Linked DNA regions of Homo sapiens: region 2 is linked to region 1. Evidence: read pairs that join two places in POLR2A ChIA-PET (ENCODE). Cell type or tissue: Panc1. All regions are shown on one strand. Each heading gives the region's core, and the rest is flanking DNA. Links, peaks and the distances in the headings are about the cores only. Region 1 holds the start of LOC105378651 (a long non-coding RNA gene). Region 2 overlaps MIR3659HG (MIR3659 host gene).

The links. ChIA-PET counts read pairs that join two places held together with the same protein. Peaks named below come from ENCODE experiments on the same cell type or tissue, not always from the same donor. Only the 100,000 strongest peaks of a DNase experiment are listed, where the experiment ranks them.
Region 2: POLR2A ChIA-PET joins it to region 1 with 6 read pairs; 2 of 35 experiments call an interaction of 5 or more read pairs at or near these places.

Annotation. Positions count from the first base shown.
Region 1 is chr1:37,929,315-37,934,687 of GRCh38, reverse strand. INPP5B (inositol polyphosphate-5-phosphatase B) reads left to right here. Exons shown (of 24, transcript NM_005540.3): 7 at 2,635-2,775. It overlaps LOC105378651 (a long non-coding RNA gene), which reads right to left and starts at 2,638. Exons shown (of 5, transcript XR_001737983.3): 1 at 2,416-2,638; 2 at 1-47. RefSeq lists a silencer at 2,970-3,199 and an enhancer at 3,494-3,993. In Panc1, for the core only: no CTCF peak of the experiment used is centred there; DNase peaks (open chromatin) are centred at 1,657 and 2,827; H3K4me3 peaks cover 1,891 bases; H3K27ac peaks cover 1,191 bases.
Region 2 is chr1:38,098,788-38,104,160 of GRCh38, reverse strand. MIR3659HG (MIR3659 host gene) reads right to left here. Exons shown (of 5, transcript NR_168386.1): 2 at 1,665-1,744; 3 at 500-615. Among named protein-coding and RNA genes, the nearest start is that of MIR3659, 12 kb to the right of the region's middle. In Panc1, for the core only: no CTCF peak of the experiment used is centred there; no DNase peak of the experiment used is centred there.

The DNA.
Region 1 (5,373 bases), core at 237-5,236:
AACTTCTCTGAGTGCTTGTCATGATGGGGATTTCCTCAGGGAGGGACCTGGGTTAGAAGGGACTCTCAGTATTGACAGACTCTTAGATATCCACCAGCCCAACTCTTTCATTTTACTAGAGGCACTAGAGGCAAAAGGAACTAGGTTTTTTCCACCCAGTCCTTGATGGATAATGTTGTACAGCACAAAAGGCCAGAGAGTGGAAGTGTCTTGGCTAAGAATCTACTATTAGAGAAACATCAGCTAACAAGAGATCACAGTTAGCTAACATTAATTGAGCACCTACTGTGTGCCAGACATTTTTCTAGATACCGAGACAATGCACAACAACTGTATTTCTCCGTTTGGTCTTCTGAACAATACTAAGAAGTAGATATCCTGTTTTACAGACGAGTAAATTGACACAGAGGAGGCAAGCAACTTACCCAAGATCAATCATCAATTGAAGTAATAGGGGCCGGATGGGGTGGCTCACACCTGTAATCCCAGCACTTTTGAGAGGTTGAGGTGGGCGGATCATGAGGTCAGGAGTTCGAGACCAGACTGACCAATATGGTGAAACCTCGCCTCTACTAAAAATACAAAAATTAGCCAGGCGTGGTGCCGTGTGCCTGTAATCCCAGCTACTCAGGAGTCTGAGGCAGGAGAATCATTTGAACCCGGGAGGCGGAGGTTGCAGTAAGCAGAGATCACGTTACTGCATTCCAGCCTGGGCGACAGAGCAAGAGTTTGTCCCAAAATAAATAAATAAATAAATAAATAAATAAATAAATAAATAAATAAATAAAATAAAAATTGAAGTAATGGGACCAGGTTTGAAACTTCAGTTTCTGATGCCAAAGCCCTCGGAGTTCAGAGATTTCAGTGCAGATCCCAGGTCTGTCACTTCCTAAATGTGAATGTGAACACTACATTTTATTTTATCTATTATTTATTTATTTATTTATTTATTTATTTATTTATTTATTGAGACAGAGTCTAGCTCTGTCACCCAGGCTGGGGTGTGGTGGTGCAATCTTGGCTCACTGCAACCTCCACCTCCCAGGTTCAGGTTATTCTCCTGCCTCAGCCTCCCGAGTAGCTGGGATTACAGGTGCCCGCCACCACACCCGGCTAATTTTTGTATTTTCTTTTTTTCTTGAGACAGAGTCTCACTCTTTCACCCAGGTTGGAGTGCTGTGGTGCGATCTCAGCTCACTGAAACCTCTACCTCCCAGGTTAGAGGGATTCTCCTGCCTCAGCCTCCCGAGTAGCTGGGACTACAGGCGCATGCCACCATGGCCAGCTAATTTTTTGTATTTTTTGTGGAGACAGGGTTTCACCATGTTAGCCAGGATGGTCTGGATCTCCTGACCTCGTGATCTGCCCGCCTCAGCCTCCCAAAGTGCTGGGATTACAGGCATGCGCCTGGCCCTACTATATATTTTATTTTTTCAGACCTTGGCTTTTTTATTTATACAATGGAAATATAAACTTGCCTTCTTCAATAAGCCAAGTTTTTTGAGGATCAGACGAGGCCAAGTATGGGTTAATAGTATGTAAATGCTGAAGACAACTTAAAAGCTGTGTCTGGCAGTGCCATAGTCAGGACTGGAACTCAAGTCTTCTCATATATCATGTCCTTGCACATCCTATTCAGTTCGGTCGGGTTCATGCAGCTCTACAGACAGAGCAGGTGGGATAGCAGGAGGGTTAAGAGCAACTGTTCCAGAGTCAGATAGTTTGAGTCAGAGGGTTTGAGTCAGAGACAGAGGTGACTCAAGAATTTCTAAGAGGGAGAGTGGCAGTCTGGTTAAGGGAGAAACAGAGGACTTGTCTTGATATATTTCATAGTAAACACACTGCTTACTTACGGCGTGTGTTTCTCTGGAGTGGGCTGCCAACTGCTGCTGGAGGTTATGGGTGGTGAAATCCTCCAACCCTCTGGCATCGGTTTGAATCCTCCACTCTGCTAGTCACTCTGCGACCTCAGACTTAACCTCTCTGAACTTGGTTGCCTTGTATATAAAATGGGGATAATAGGCCGGGGGTGGTGGCTCACGCCTGTAATCCCAACACTTTGGGAGGCCGAGGCAGGTGGATCATGAGGTCAGGAGATCAAGACCATCCTGGCTAATACGGTGAAACCCCGTCTCTACTAAAATACAAAAAATTAGCCAGGCATGGTGACACGTGCCTGTAGTCCCAGCTACTCGGGAGGCTGAGGCAGGAGAATCGCTTGAATCCGGGAGGCAGAGGTTGCAGTGAGCGGAGATCGCTCCACTGCACTCCAGCTTAGGCGACAGAGCGAGACTCCGTCTCAAAAAAAAAAAAAAAAAAAAAAAGAAAAGAAAAGAAAATTGGGATAATAGTTTCCTCCCTCATAAAAGGTGTGTTACGAGGAGTAGGAAGATAATATTTATACGAGGCACAGACCTTGGCACATAGTTACCGTGAGGTTCAAGGAATGGCGGTGGTCTCTGCCTTGGAATAGTACTTTTGTGTTCACAATTATTCTTGCATTTGAACCTCAGTGCGCACAGAACCCTTCTGTGCGCGGGAGAAACAGGGCCGGAGTCTCTTGGGATAATACAATCATGCAGAGCCGGCTCTTCAAGCTCGTGGCTCAGTCTGCCCCCATTTGTTCCTGCACAGGCTTCGATTCTGCGACCCGGGATCCTGAATTCCTGTGGCTGTCTCGGTATAGGTGCGCAGAGCTGGAGCTGGAGATGCCAACGCCGCGCGGTTGTAACTCGGCCCTAGTTACCTGGCCAGGGTACGCGACAATTGGCGGAGGCAGGTATCCGTCCCGGAAGAAACGGTGGGGATTGGAGGAGGCCCGGCCACAGGGGGCGGGCTCCGTTCTGTTTTGGGGCGGAGCGATGGAGAAGACAGGCTTTCGATTGATGGAGCGGGCACACGGGGGCGGGTTCGTCTGGGGGCGGAGCGCGCGGGACGGGCGGCGGGATGAGGAGCTTGAGGAAGCAGGCAGGGAAATGTCTGCCGCCGCCGGCTCTCGGGAGCGCAACACTGCAGGTTCGGCGGGCGGCGGGAAGCTGGGCTGGGGAGCTGGGCCGGGGGCGGCGGTGCGCCCGGCCCTCGGGTGGGCAGGGTCGGCGGTTTGGCCAGTGGACGCTCGGGGCGAAGACCAAAGTCCTGGTGGCCCTCTGGAGGCTGGGACACTGGGGCAGAAGTTCTGTGATGTTCTTCTTAGGCGTGCGTGACGAGGGTAGGCGGGTGGGAATGGGGTACTTGGGAATCCGGAGGCTGGGGTTTTAGTAAAGCTCCGTTCCGAACTCGCTGTGTGACCTCGGGCCACTCGCTGCCCCTCTCTGGGCCTGTTGCTCCATCTGAGCTTGCTCTTCAATCCTGATCTTCCGAGTTTGTCGCGTGGGGCGGGTGGGGGAGTGGTGCCCTGCCTACGATAGAGTCTTCCTTTGGGTGAGGTATGGTATGTGTTGGGGCTCTGTCAGTTCTCAGCCCCTGTGATGATAGCGCAGTGTACAGGGCTGGAGTCTTGGGGAGCCCTGTCTACTCTGGGACTAGAGGCCAGGATGAAGTTACAGGTTATAAAAGGACTAGGTTTTTTCCCACCCAGCAGTTGGTGGATAATGGGGAGCACAGAAGGCCAGTTGCTGAGCAGGAGCTTGTCGTTTGGAGATGGGAGGCTCAGGGCTGAAATTTGGGTGAGTCCGTGCTCTGGGAGGACCTGCAGACCTGTCTTTTTTTGTCCAGCTCCAGGGTTTTCTGCAAGGGCCCCTGGTGCTTTTTTCCCCTGGGTGTGTCCGTGAGGCTCCATTTATGTGTGAGCTTTGGCATGACCCCTAGTACCTATTTGTGACAGTCATTTGCCAGCAATGAAGAGCCTGTCAAGTAGCTGTGTAAAGTGTGGGCCAGCCCTCCACTTGCTCTTACAAGGCTTGGAAACTATGAGGGGCAGGGAGGAGTGGCATGTTGCACAAGAGTTTGTAAACTGAGAGGAAACGAGGTGAGCAGAGGACTTCCTCGGTGCTTGTTTCTCCTTCATTGCAGCCATCACAAGGTGCGATCGAAGCGCCTGATGGTGCTGATAGTTTGCATCTTCCTTGGGCTTATCTCAGAGTTCACTATCACTAGAGTTTCCATGACATTCTGGGCTATGGTGCTGGGACGGGTGAGAGTTTAAGAGCACCTCATCTCCTTGCCCCTTCACAAGAGACTGCCAGAATCCAGACAATTGGCGGAGGACAAGGCCAATGGCAGCAGAAAGAGGTGGGTGCTGTGTTCTCAGCCAGTACACCAGAGCCAGGCCATGCAGGCACTTCATTCCCTTAGTCTTCTATGACAAGTCAGGCCAGCTAGCTCTGAAGCCAGTTAGCTGCCCCGACTGAGAAATGTGCAGGGATCTCAATCTTTCATTTCCTTTCAAAAAACAGAGACTAGCCATATGCTGGTGAGGAATTATTGTTACGGTTTCGGTTTTATTTTTATTTTAAAATAATTTGAAAGCTGAACATGGTGGCGCGTACCTGTAGTCCCAGCCACTTGAGAGGCTGAGGTGGAAGGCTTGAGCCCAGGAGTTTGAGGGTGATGTGCACTATGATTGATCCTGTGAATTAGTTGCTGCACTCCAGCCTAGGCAACATAGTGAGACTGTCTCTAAAATAAATAAATAAATAGTTTTAAAAATTTTGTCAGCCAGGCGTGGTGACTCATGCCTGTAATCCCAGCACTGTGGGAAGCTGAGGCGGGCGGATCACCTGAGGTCAGGAGTTCGAGACCAGCCTGGCCAACATGGCGAAACTCCGTCACTACTAAAAATACAAAAATTAGATGGGCGTGGTGGCAGGTGCCTGTAATCCCATGTACTCTGGAGGCTGAGGTAGGAGAATTGCTTGAACCCAGGAGGCAGAGGTTGCAGTGAGCCGAGATCGTGCCATTGCATTCCAGCCTGGGAGACGGAGCAAGACTCCATCTCGAAAAAAAAAAAAATTTTTCTCTTAAAATACCTACAGTAAGTGGGGTGACACTATTAATTGCTAAGTTGCTCCTGCTAAAATTGGTAAGAAATGGTATCAAGCCCCTCAGTTCTATTTGGGTCATCTGTTTCCAGAGTTATTATGGCCTCAGAGGAGAGTTACATCTTCTATAACAGGTAGGAAGAACCCTTTGGGCTGCCTTTGGATGTCGATACAGGCCCCAAGGGAAACAGAGTAGTAGATTGTTTTTTCCTATATGCATATGATCAAAATACCCACTTTTTGATAGCCTAGAGAACCCAAAGCAAACAGTTGCTTAAAAATGCTGTTTCTGGCTGGGCACGATGACTCATGCCTTTAATCCCAACACTTTGGAAGGCTGAGGCGGGCGGATCATGAGGTCAGGAGTTCGAGACCAGCCTGGCCAACATGGCGA
Region 2 (5,373 bases), core at 302-5,301, 170 kb before region 1:
GGTCCTCTGGATATTATAGTCACCTTCTTTCTCCTTAGGACCCTGCAAAGGTCTCTAGGGATCCTGTAATCCAACTCTACCATTTTACAGACAGAAAATTGGACACCCAAAGAGGGAAGAGGACTAGCCCAAGATCACACAGCAACTCAATGGCAGAGCCAGGACAAGAACTGGGCACCTGCTTCCCAGCTCAGGGCTCTTTCTTTGCACTACATCTTCCAACCTGATCCTCCTCTGCCAACATGGATATTCTCACCACAACCATCACTACCCGACTCAGACTTACCTCCTCTCACCAGAGCCATACTCACACCTTGCCTGCCTTGGCCCAGGATGTTGCCAGGCTGTTCCCTCAACTCCACTCAACTTCCAGGGTCCTCTACCTCCAAGAAGCCTACCTTCATTATCAGGCCAAAACCCTCCACACCCACTCTTACATACCCTTCCCCAAACCAGCCATGTTTGTCGGAGCCCAGCAACTAGGGCTTGGTTCACTCACATGCGGTAGGTGTCTTGTTCAGTTTCACCAGGCAGGATGTCCACTCCTTAAGGCTGGCTGGTATCTCTTCATCTTCTTTCTTCTCCTCCCTTTACATCCCCCAGCTCGATACACAACTGCTCAGGGTAGCAAAGTATAGCCAAAAACAGCATCAGAGGTCAGACAGATGGAGGTTCAAATCCCAGCTCTGTATGCCCTGCAGGGTTGACCTTAAGTCATCTGAGCCTCAACCTTCCTTATCTGTAAAATAGCTCCTACCACCCAGGGTTGCCATAAGGACTGAATGAGCTCACCCATATTACAGGCGTAGCACTTGGTGGGCCCTTAATAAACGAGAGCTCCCTTCTCCACTGCCTTTCTCACTGAAGCCCAGGACACTTGGAGAAATTGACTCCTCTGGGCTGGGAGAGGGGCAGCCTCATGAATACTTTCTCTCACTCTCATCCTCAACAGGCTACGAGCAGCCTGCATACAGACACATGGGGCATTTCCAACCCCCTTCCCCACCCCCAACAATCTGCTTTAACCTTCCCATCACAAATGCCTTGTTTATTTCAATATCACCCGTTTTACTTTTCCGTTCACGCAAAAAAAAAAAAATTACAAAAACAGATTTAAGGGGAAAAAAAGTATTTAATGAGTAAAACTGTCTGTAGCTCTGTTTCTTTCTCAGGAAAAAGTGGCTGTGATTCTGGCATAAGAGAGGGAAGCTCAACAGCTTCACTTCATTGCAGCTGCCAGGAGAAGCACATTTCAGAGTGGAACAGAATCTCCAAATTAAACAGCGCGTCTTCCAGCCAGGAGCTTCCTGTGCCGAATTCAGCTTGGCAGGTGACATCCCAGCTTAAGCAGAGATCCAGCCCCAATGTGAGCAGCTGCAAGGCTCCCTCCTGTTGCCCCTCCTCCAGCATAGGAGAACCAGCCTGGCCAGGCCCTGGCAAGCCACTGACCACCAGAAAAAGGGCTCTAAGAAGGGAAGGAGACAGCTGGAAAAGGAATGGATACACCTGGCCAGTAGGAACTAGGGAACCAGGAGCTCTCCCCGTTCCAGAACATTCAGAGACCAGCACTTTCTTCTCCCTTGACTTAGGGTAATTGGGCATAAAGAACAAATCCAAGACAGACCTCAAACAAAAACCCAGAGAATATGCAGTGTCTTTCCCACCTTCAAAGGTGTCATTTTGGAGGCTGCTCTGGATGGAATCCAAGGGTCAAACTCCAGAAGGACTCTGCCTCCCCTAATAACTTGAAAAGAAAGGGAGAGAACTGGAAAAACAGAAAATAGCACATGACCTTCAAATACCTGCAGTACAAACTGCCCCAGGGCAGAGAGTAAACTGAGGCTAGAGAGAGGCCCCCCTCCCTTGTCCCAAACACCATACTTCTATTAATGTAGCCTACTGACTCATGCTGAACTTACTGGCACTTGAGCTTCTAAATCTTTCTCATGAGCTGCCCATCCCTTCTACAATTTTTCCTGTAGTCAAGATGGGCCTCAGCCTTTTTCCCTGTGATATTTCCTCAGCTAAATTCACCTTGCCACGCCAGTCTGTCGAGATCTTTCTAAATCCTGATTCTGCTGAGGTTTTCTCTGTCCCTTGGAGCTTTCTACCACTCCACCTTTTATAAGTCTGTATCCTCCATGTCTTCTTATAGGTCCTTGGCATAGACTGATCAAAGCAGGGTGGACAGCCCCATGGCAGTGTCTAGAGGCCTTCTGTAGACTGACCTGGTTACACTTACGTGAACATTTCATGGCTGTTGTTTGGCCCAATGGGAGCCCTCTTTGCGCCCTCTCAGACATCCTTCATGTCCTCAAAAGTCACGAGAGACTCTACCCAACATCTTAGGAGACAGTGTGATATGGCAGAAAGGGTCAGACAGACCCAGGTTTGAATCCCAGCTCCACCCACCTTGGGCAAGTCACTTCCCGGAGACTCAGTTTCTCATCAGTAAAATGGAGATTGTCACGTCTTGTTTAATCCACAAGCTTGTGAGGATTAAATAAAACCATGCGTGTGAAGTATCCAGCACACAGTTGGTGCTCAATAAATCACAGATTCCTCTCCACCCATGCTGGCTCGTTTTCTTTACCCACGAGTCATTAAGCTGTCAAGAACCTAAGAGCTGTGCCCGGTCTTGGTGAACCCATGTTGGCTTCAGGGATCACTGCCTTCTTTTGTATGTCACAGATCTCACCATCCATATTAGACCCTCATACTAATTTGAGATCGGCCAAAACCCTGGATCTTTTTTTGTCTGAATTCCTGTCAAGACAGTCCTTCCTTCCTGGACCTGTACAGCTTTTTAAATAACAAGAATAACAGTAGTAATGACAGCTTGATCCTTCCAATCTCACTATGAAATTTTTTTTAAAGTATCTGCATTGTGCCTGTCAGGAAACTGAGGTTCAGAGAGGTTACATAACCCTCCCAAGGTCACACAGCTGGAGATTGTGAAAGCTGAGTGCAGCTGTCTGACCCTGACCACCACACTCACGCATTAGAGAATATTTCCTAAATGCTGGCCTAAGGGGGCATATTGTCTCTGGCCTTGCTGCATGTGTCTTTCAGCCTCAGCCCAAAGTTTCACTTGGTTGAGTGCCTTCTAGGTCCTGACACTGTCATCCACAGGGTGGCCTCCCCTCACCCCACCTCCCAGCCGCTCTGTGCCCACCACCTTCATATTAAATGGGACTGGACTGAGGCACAGACCCCACCACTCCCTGAAGACTGAAACAGTGGGCTTTTCATGTTGGCCCCCAAGCCCACATCACACCATAAACTCTTTGATGCCTGGGCCCCCGATGCCCCCACAGCCCAAGCATAGGGCCAGCTTGGACCCTCTTTCCCAACCCCTCATCAGGGCTTAGCCACCTGCCACCAAACCCTGATGCCTCTGAACTGACCACTGCCTCCTGAATCCCTGGTGCCAGGATTACCCCCTGTCCAAGTGGCACCCCAAGGCCCCTCTTCCCAGACTGTCCAGGTGCTGAGGCCAGCTGCTGCTCATGTGGCTGTCCTCCAGCACTGACTACAGCCTTTGCCCTTCTCCTGATGCCTCCCAGCCCAGGGCTCAGACTGTGCTATAGGGTGAGGGAATTCCCTAAGCATGAGGCCCAGATGTGCCCACAGGCAAAGGAAGGGGTGGACCCAGGAGGCTGCCAGGGACAGGGCTCAGGCCTGTGGCCACCAGGTTTGCAGCCCACCAAGGAAAAGATTCCTAGACATTCCTAGGGAAGCCATTCATGGGTCTGTTTGCAAATCTTTGACAATACCCAAGCAGGATGCCCCAAACCTGAAAGCTCTATCAGAGACTTGCCCTCGGGCCTCAAAGTACACAGTTACCCACATCATCAAACACAGTCACCCACATCATTAAAAATGCAGTCCTGACTGGGCATGGTGGCTCACGCCTGTAATCCCAGCACTTTGGGAGGCCAAGGTGGGTGGATCACTTGAGCTCATCAGGAGCTCAGGACCAGACTGGGCAACATGGCGAAGCCCCATCTCTACCAAAAAATACAAAAAAAAGCCAGGTGTGGTGACTCACGCTTATAATTCCAGCTAATAGGGAGATTGGGGTGGGAGAATGACTTGAGCCCAGGGAGGTGGAGGTTGCAGTGAGCAGAAATTGCACCATTGCACTCCAGCCTGGGTGACAGAGTGAGACCCCATCTCAAAAAAAAAAAAAAAAAAAAAAAATGCAGTCCTTGACTATCACACACCCACACACACTTTATAAACACATTCACAGAAAACACTTCAAAAGCCCACTCATGCCCGCATGACACACAGAAGCCCATCCATCCACTCAGTAAATATCAATTAAGCACCTGCCAGCTGCCAGGCACTGTTCCAGGCACCCGAAAGACATCAGTGGACAAACTGAACAAAGGTTCCACTCTTTGTGAGGGCTTTCATTCTAACAGGGATACTAACAATTTTAAAAACTTAGGATAGTACATAATAAATAAACAAAGCTAGACATGGTGGCTCACGCCTGTAATCCCAGCACTTTGGGAGGCTAAGGCAGGTGGATCAACTGAGGTCAGGAGTTCAAGACCAGCCTGGCCAACATGGTAAACCCTGTCCCTACTAAAATAGAAAAATTAGCTGGGCTTGGTGGTGTGCATCTGTAATCCCAGCTACTCGGGAGGCTGAGGCAGGAGAATTGCTTGAACCCAGGTGGCGGAGGTTGCAGTGAGCTGAGATCGCACCACTGCACTCCAGGCCAGGTGACAGAGTGCAACTCCCACTCAGAAAATAAAAATAAAAAGTAAACAACAATTAGTAAATCACTTGGTATACTGGAAGGTAATTTAAAAAAGAAAAATGAGAACAACATAAGAAGAACTAGAGAGCTGTGGGGAGGGGAGGGCAGAAATTTTTTTTTTTTGAGACGGAGTCTCGCTCTGTTGCCCAGGCTGGAGTGCAGTGGCACGATCTCTGCTCACTGCAAGCTCTGCCTCCCGGGTTCACGCCATTCTCCTGCCTCAGCCTCCTGAATAGCTGGGACTACAGGCGCCCACCAACACACCCGGCTAATTTTGTTTTTGTATTTTTAGTAGAGACGGGGTTTCACCGTGTTAGCCAGGATGGTCTCAATCTCCTGACCTCATGATCCGCTGGGGCAGGCAGAAATTTTAAGTGGAGGTCAACACTAATTAAGAGTGACACTTAAGGGAACTCTTGAAGGAGATGATTAAGTTATTCATTCATTCATTCAGTGAATGTTCTTGGACATCAGCTACACCATCATGTGCCAGGGACTGTTGTAATAGTGGGGATACAGCCATGAACAAAACAGGTAAAACTCCTACCCTCATGGGGTTTGCATTCTAGCTTTCAGGAGAGAAACCATAAACAAAGAAG